Linked DNA regions of Homo sapiens: region 1 is linked to region 2. Evidence: chromatin contacts called from ENCODE Hi-C or POLR2A ChIA-PET data. All regions are on one chromosome and are shown on one strand. Each heading gives the region's core, a stretch centred on a gene start or an enhancer-like site at or near the end of the contact. The rest is flanking DNA. Distances are from core to core; before and after follow the strand shown.

Region 1 (4,734 bases), core at 1,726-4,225, 45 kb before region 2:
GCTCACTGGAACTTCCCTAGTCAGGTTGGGCAAATAGTAATTTACAGCAATAGTGAATTTATCACTGACATTTCTTCAGTTCCCCTCTTTGGCATCTGCTTCTTCTTTTCTGTAATGCTGTTTGTTGAAATGCCCAACATTCTTTTTCTTCCCTAGAGCTATTCAGGGTGACCTTTCTTTTCGCATTTTCCCATGCCACTTCCATTATATCAAAATAAAACAGTCCTGTGTGGCCACTGCTCATGACCTTGTTTCCTGCCATGTGAAGATAGGATCGGCTGCTCTTTCTTCTCCTCCTTTTTTTTCAGAGACAGGATCTCTCCCTGTCACCCAGACTGGAGTGCAATGGCACAGTCGTAGCTTGCTGCAGCCTCGAACTCCTGGACCTCCTCAGCCTCCTGAGTAGCTGGGACTACAGGTGCACACCACCATGCCTTCCTAATCTGATATATATATATATATATATTATATATATAAAATATATATATAAATATATATATTTTATATATTATATATATAATATATATATTTTATATATAAAATATATATATTATATATATATATTATATATAAAATATATATATTATATATATATATATATATTATAGAGATGGGGTCTTGCTCTGTCACCCAGGCTGAAGATCAGCTGCTCTTTCTAATCTGTGGTTAGATAAGATCTGTCTCCCAGGGGATAAAATACTACCTGGAATAAAGGTATCTTTAAAATAATCCCAGAGAAGAAAACATTTTTATAGTATGACAGAGGCAGAGAAAACAGAGAATATTTGTTAAGGCAGGACTTTCACCACTCCCAGTACAATCATCTGTCTGTTACCTGCATACCTTACACGGGCTGGCACTGCTGGGGGTACAAAGTAGATGCCAAACTTCACAATGGTTAGATTCATGTTTAAAAAGCCATTGGATCAAACCTTTGTGAAAGTTTCCAGCTTTTTTCTGTTCCAAATATGTGTCCATTATAAAAGAATCTCAAGAGCATAATTGCCAAGATAGTCTATGTCCATGAGTATTTCAACATCTCTCATGAAATCTGTTCCCATCATTACTCAAGATATTGTATGAACAGTATTCCACATAAACTAGGTGCTCAATAATGATTGATTGGCCAATGGAGGGTCATTATTTAATGCACTACAATCTTTTATGCAAGGGGCCCACAGGAATCAGTATGATCCCATAGGAATCCTTTTCTTTTCCATTGAAAAAGAAACAGATAGTGGCTTGTATTAGGTTTCTTGTGTGTGTTGTGAGGTGGAAAGATATGAAAAGAAATTTGATCAGAGCATAAATCTGAGCCCATGGGATAGGAAAGAATGAGGGAATAAGGAAGAAAACACAGATTATAGACAGGAAAATCAAACCTATTAAAACTGATAATTTTCGAATACTAAAAATGTACATTCATTTGAACAAAAAGATTCTATAAAGCAAGATTTCTCTGTTCTTACCAGCACTACCATGCCCAAACTACCTTAGGAAATGAATAGCAGAGTCAAACTTAAAAGCACCTGAAATTTAAAACAAAAACCAATTTACATTTTATTTAAGAAAAGCAAACAGATGGGCCTGCTAACAATGTCAAAGTCTCGTTTACAAAGAAAAAAACAAATCTGGAACCTGAAGTCAAACGAGTTCAAAATAAAAAGCAAACCAATAAACAGAAACCAACATAAACAGAAGTTACTACCATCTCCCTCAGCCTGTGAAATTCTGGAACTTCTCTTTCTTTCTCGCCTTCTTCTTCTCTCACCTGGAAGACGAGCAGAGTGAACACATCAGGGGTTGTCAGTTCCCCAGATGGCACCACATTCATAAACCACCGACTCCAGGAGAATGTAGGAAGCTTAGTTAAGGCCAAAGTTCTCTTTGGATCTTCCTCATGGGCTTCAAGGCAAAAGAAAAAAAAGTTTGCTTGAGAATATCTTCATATCTATTAGTTTGAACCATGCAAAATTACAGTTTTTATAGGTAAAATGAGTGCATATTGGCAATTTCAAATGATTAACCCTAATACATTATGCTTTTGGGTATAGAAATATTCAGATCTTAAACATATGCTGTTACATACAAAATCAGGTATATTCCTGCTTCTATAATTAAAGCAAAGAGAATTTCTTTTGGTCACTACTCCTTCTGACATGAGGTATGAACCAAGTTCAGGACCCCTAAAGGTCTGGGTCTGGGTCATTTCTCCACCTCTAACTTGTGCCGCTTTCTTGGTCAGTCATTGTGTTCTGAGCTGTCTCATAAAACATCTGCTATGACTTTACTTTCTCCTGATAGGGTGGCTTTCCATCGTTGGCACTTCGTTGGCCTTATTGGTATGCTTTATACACTGGTTCTCGTTTCCAAATTGGCATTATTATTGTTATGATTCCTGCTGCTCTCCCACATTTCCCATCTTTCTCCTGATCTCTCTCACCTGTACATTTCTTACATTTTCTCCTGTGCTTCCTTCTTCCCATCATCATTGCCCAAGTGTGTCTTCTTTCTTCTCCTTGTCACATTTCCTTTGCCCGCTCTCACATATGCAGAGATGGCTCTTGGTTTTCCTTCTGAAATCTCATAGTTTGGAGGTAAACTTGTTAGCAAGGCCACTGAGAAGAGAACAAAAGGGAAACATAAGAGAAACCAAGTCACTATCTCTCTCATTTCCTGGTTTCTAGAAGTAAGACCCAAAGAACTCACTGTTTCAGTGCTTTCAGCTCAGGCCAAACTAGGGTGATCAAACTGAGCTTCTGAGTGCTGATCAAAACCTATAAAACCAAGTAGACAGACCATCTACAAATCTTCACTGTTAAATACCATAAAGAATGAAAAGGTCACTAATTGGTAAGACTATATGTGTGATAATTAAATTTATGCATCAACCTGGCTAGGCTAAAGGATGACCAGGTAGCTGGTAAAACATTATTCTGGGTGTGTCCATAAGAGTGTTTTCGGAAGAGATCAGCATTTGAATTGGTGAACTTAGTAAAGCAGACGGCTCTCACCAATAAGGGCAGGCATCATCCAATCTGTCGAAAGCTTGAATAAAACAAAAAGAGGAAGGGAAAATTTGCTTCTTTTCTTCTTGATCTAGTATATCATCTTCTCCTGCCCTTGGATGTGAGTGGGCCTTCAGACTTAAACCAGGAGTTACACCTTTGGCTTCCCTGGTTCTCAGTTCTTTGGACTTGGACTGAATTACACTGCCAGGTTTCCTGGTTCTCCAGCTTGCAGATGGCAGATCATGGGACTTCTTGGCCTCCATAATTGTGTGAGTCAATTTCCATTTTATTTACATATCCAGTTATGCATTGCTTAACAATGGAGACAGGTTCTGAGAAATGCATTGTTAAGTGATTTCATCATTGTGCAAACATCATAGAGTGTAACTACACAAACCTGGACAGCATAGACTACTACACATCTAGGCTACATGGTGTAGCTTGTAACCTCATGATAAGTATGTATAACATCATGATAAGTATGTATGTATCTACCATATCTAAATGTAGAAAAGGTACAGTAAAAATATGGTATAATCTTATGGGATCACCATCATATATGCAATCCTTTGTAGACTGAAATGTCATTGTGTAGTGCATGACTGTATACGCACACATACACAAACACACACAAATATACTATTGGTTCTTTTTCTCTGAAGAGCCCTAATACAATATGTTATACATTTATATTGACTCTATTTCAAAATTTATGGTTTTGGTGAAACATATGTGGAGATGGGGCATAGGTGTGTGAACTGGGATAGTGTCCTGCTGATGAATGGGTGGGAGGCATCATTTGGGACAAGCCCAGGGCATCAGCTTATAGATATCAAGAGCTCAACAAGAGCACTTTATGGCAAAACCTCCCACAAGACCTCTCAGAAGTTGAGAAACTGCTAAAAGTTTCTTTATGACAGATGACATTTATGGATAAAATAGGGATTAGCAGGATTCTTTAAATACTTTCGAACACTAACCTTCATTTCTACCAGGCAGTGGGGCCCCAAGTGCAGGGCCATAGGAAGTACAAGTCTGGGAGATACTAGGCTGCACTGTCTGTAGAGAATCTGAAAAAATAATAGAGTCACTGAAATGCAGTTTGGTATAATTATTGCCATGCATCATAATTCTAAATCATACTAGTGGTCAAATACTCTTCCCTGAAAAAACATTTTCTTGGTTTGAATTCTAAATAATTGTTGTGGTCACCACTGAGCTTTTAAATATATAAATACTTTCAAGTTTGCATATTTTTATTACCTGTTCCTTAACAAACATTGAATTCAACATGAAAATGATTATGGGAAACATTCGGGTATACAGTCCCTGACTCTTAAGGACTCAGGTAAATACTTAGGGTATTTCATGGCCCTAGTCTTTGGGGTACCACATGTTTCTTCTTCAAATCACAGATTCAAAATCAAGAATGATAACACAGTGATTGTGTAGACAAAATAAGTGAACCAAAATTGCTTGCTTCTGTCATTCTATGGAACCACTGAGAGTTTTTACTTGTGCTTAAAATTTTGAATAGTAAAACAGAGTGTCAACTTCATGCTGGAATATTTTTGGCTTTTTAGACACAATTTTAAGTACATGAAGTATTTTTACAAGACTAAGTAACATCACTGAAATTACAGCTTTCTTCTTTTTAAAACTGGTATTTGTTATAAAACTAAAGAGCGAATCAAGAAAAGCATAATTATTACTGATTATTACA
Region 2 (2,500 bases), core at 1-2,500:
TTTTTTCTCTGTATTCCAGACTCCTGGCATTTAATCTATTGGGTGGGAATAAATGACGTAAATTGTACTCATATTTGCAAAAAGCCCAAAAAAGATGTTAAGGCTGTTAACAACAGACGTCTACGCTACAGTTGAAATGGGCTAGGTGAATTGAGACAGAATTCTATGAACATTTTATGAAGCTTTCCTTAAATTTCTAATTGAAAATTGCTACTGTTTGTGTTACTGTTGATTCATTTCATTTAAGTCTTGGTCTTGTAGATTCTATTGATACCCCATTCTTGGGGATGAAAAACAATGTTAAATGCGCACATTTGTTAGGAAAATGGGCTGGGTGGGAGACGGAAGGCTTTGGCCGCCATCCTAGGGCATTCCTGTGCATTGCGATGGTCAGCATTTCTGTATCTAAACATCGAAAAAGTACAATAAAAATACAGTATTATAATCTGGGACCACTATCATACACGCAGTCTTTCTTGACCAAAACATCCTTATGCCGTGCGTGGCTGTGCTGAGAAGGAGGAGCACTCGTCCTCTCCAAGCACATCCAATTTGCCTCAGTCCTCATGACTCCCGCCCTGTTACCAGAACTGAGCTCATTTGTTATTGAAGTTGCTTTTCTTATACCCAGCCCAGTTTTCCATTGATGCTTCCGCTTATTCTATGTAGGTATTTTCATTTATCACACAATATCCCTAGTCTAAGACTTCATTTGAGGAAAGAAAAAAAAAAAAACCTCTGCTGCTAAAAATAATTTGAAAACTCCTAGACAATAGGACCTTTCAAATCCCTTACAATTCTAACAACCAGTGAATTCATGCTTCACAGCCATTCAGATCTATACGTATGAAATACAAGACATATGTGTTCAACTTTCCTTCATCGCCTCCTTTAAACTTTCTTTTTTCTTTTTTGAGTCAGTCCCTGCAGGAACAGACCAAGTGAGCCCATTAAGAGAACAGTTCATTCCCACCTGCTACCTCGAGCCAGCCAACAATCTCAGCCTCACCACTCCATTCTTGATTATGTAGAACCATTCCAATCCTGAGTGACAGGATTTGCAAAGACAGCTGTTGGGCTCCACAAACATTTGGAGGAGGGGAAAATGTGAGGTTGGTTGCTACATTCTCCTACTTCTTTTTACTGAAAGGAACAGCTGCGATCTTCACATGTAAGATGAAGTAAACAAAAGCTGACAATGCCCAGCACCATTCAGCAGTAAGCATTCAAATGGATTTTTCCTCACCGCGTTTGCAGGCCCGGCACAGTCTCAGTTCCCCACAGCACAGAGAGGAAGCAAGGTCTTTGCATGCCCTGTTCACTTGGCCAAACATTGCCCTAGATGTGCAATTCAACCCATATAAAGCAAGCGTAATTCAAGAGCCCTGACTCTTTCACCATTTCATGATGGCTTATTACTCGCACACGGCATTGTCAGGTTCCAGCAACTCTGTGTGCAGCAGGCAGAAATGCAGTGTTTATCTCTGACAGGCAAACATTCTTAGGCTCATCGGCATGAGTATCCACGCTGAACTGGCTATCGGGGAAGTAGATCCCTGCATGGGAAAGTCAAGGTATGTTTAGAGGGACTCGATGATTCAACCCCATTGGCTGGTTCATTCCTTTTGTTTCCTCTGCCTTTTTATTTGCTTACACAGAAAACAGAGCATTCATTTATTTCTTTTCCCTCTCTCATCTCTATTAACCACTAGGGCCATCTGCCCATCTGAAACTGTCTTTGGCTGCATGGTTGTGAATCCAGGTGACAGTGAAAATGAAGAAGTGGTGATTGTCCCTGCATGTTTTCTCTGAAGGGTTAACTAAAAAAAAAAAAAAAAAAAGCCTTTGTGTCTGTTTCGAGTTCTCCAGTTGAAATACTGTACTCATTGAACTGCAAGAAATAAAACCTGCAAGTAGGCACTGTGCTAATGTAATAGAAATGTGTTAGACAGGGGCACTATTTCTTAAATATGCTTGAATTAAGCAAGTTCTTTTAAAAAGTGGGTGGGACTTTTGATGTTTTACATAGTTATATTTTCAATTTCTTGTGCTCAGTTTAAAACTCAAGATTCTTTGTTTCTGTGTGTGTCATTAGGGCAGGTGTTGGATGACAAGTAAATGCACTGAAAAATGAAAAAAAAAGATTTGTGCCCTAACCTCCATGAATTTGGTGACTTAATATATCCATACAGATCTGACTTTTAATCAAAGGTGCTCACAGGTGGGGTAAGGGATAAGGAGGAATTTGTCTACAGGATCCTTTTATCCTAAGTTGCCTTACAACATCCAATTGTGTTACCGTTTTTTTTTTTTTTTTTACAAACCCATTGCTAGGCTAAGAAGTATTGATTCCATCTAGTTAAACATGTCGAGTGAGAGGAAGTGATCAATGGATTACTTCTTCAAAACATTTATCCCCCCTAGTGGAATCCTCTGATTTTTATAACATTAAAGAGCCAGGTATAGGAGTTGGGAGAAGAATTTAAAATTTGAAATGTCT

The links. Hi-C counts contacts between places; a loop is a spot of excess contacts on that map. ChIA-PET counts read pairs that join two places held with the same protein, here RNA polymerase II (POLR2A). Pooled maps may share reads with other maps.
Region 1: a map of left cardiac atrium shows a loop between it and region 2 (4-fold over the local background). The contact joins the promoter of CLLU1 here to the promoter of LINC02397 in region 2. A Hi-C loop is called at or near these places in 6 of 168 maps with a recorded cell type or tissue (GM12878, K562, OCI-LY7 and 2 more), 36 of 37 single-sample maps with no recorded cell type and 19 of 50 pooled maps. POLR2A ChIA-PET finds 5 or more read pairs at or near these places in 6 of 52 experiments (CD4-positive, alpha-beta memory T cell, GM12878, OCI-LY7 and 3 more).

Annotation. Positions count from the first base shown.
Region 1 is chr12:92,418,556-92,423,289 of GRCh38, forward strand. It overlaps CLLU1 (chronic lymphocytic leukemia up-regulated 1), which reads left to right and starts at 2,976. Exons shown (of 2, transcript NR_027933.1): 1 at 2,976-3,280. It overlaps CLLU1-AS1 (CLLU1 antisense RNA 1), which reads right to left. Exons shown (of 3, transcript NR_144319.2): 2 at 2,459-2,618; 3 at 1,531-1,905.
Region 2 is chr12:92,465,429-92,467,928 of GRCh38, forward strand. It overlaps LINC02397 (long intergenic non-protein coding RNA 2397), which reads left to right and starts at 1,251. Exons shown (of 2, transcript NR_144532.1): 1 at 1,251-1,574. RefSeq lists a silencer at 885-1,179 and enhancers at 892-1,399, 1,156-1,305, 1,506-1,595, 2,376-2,435.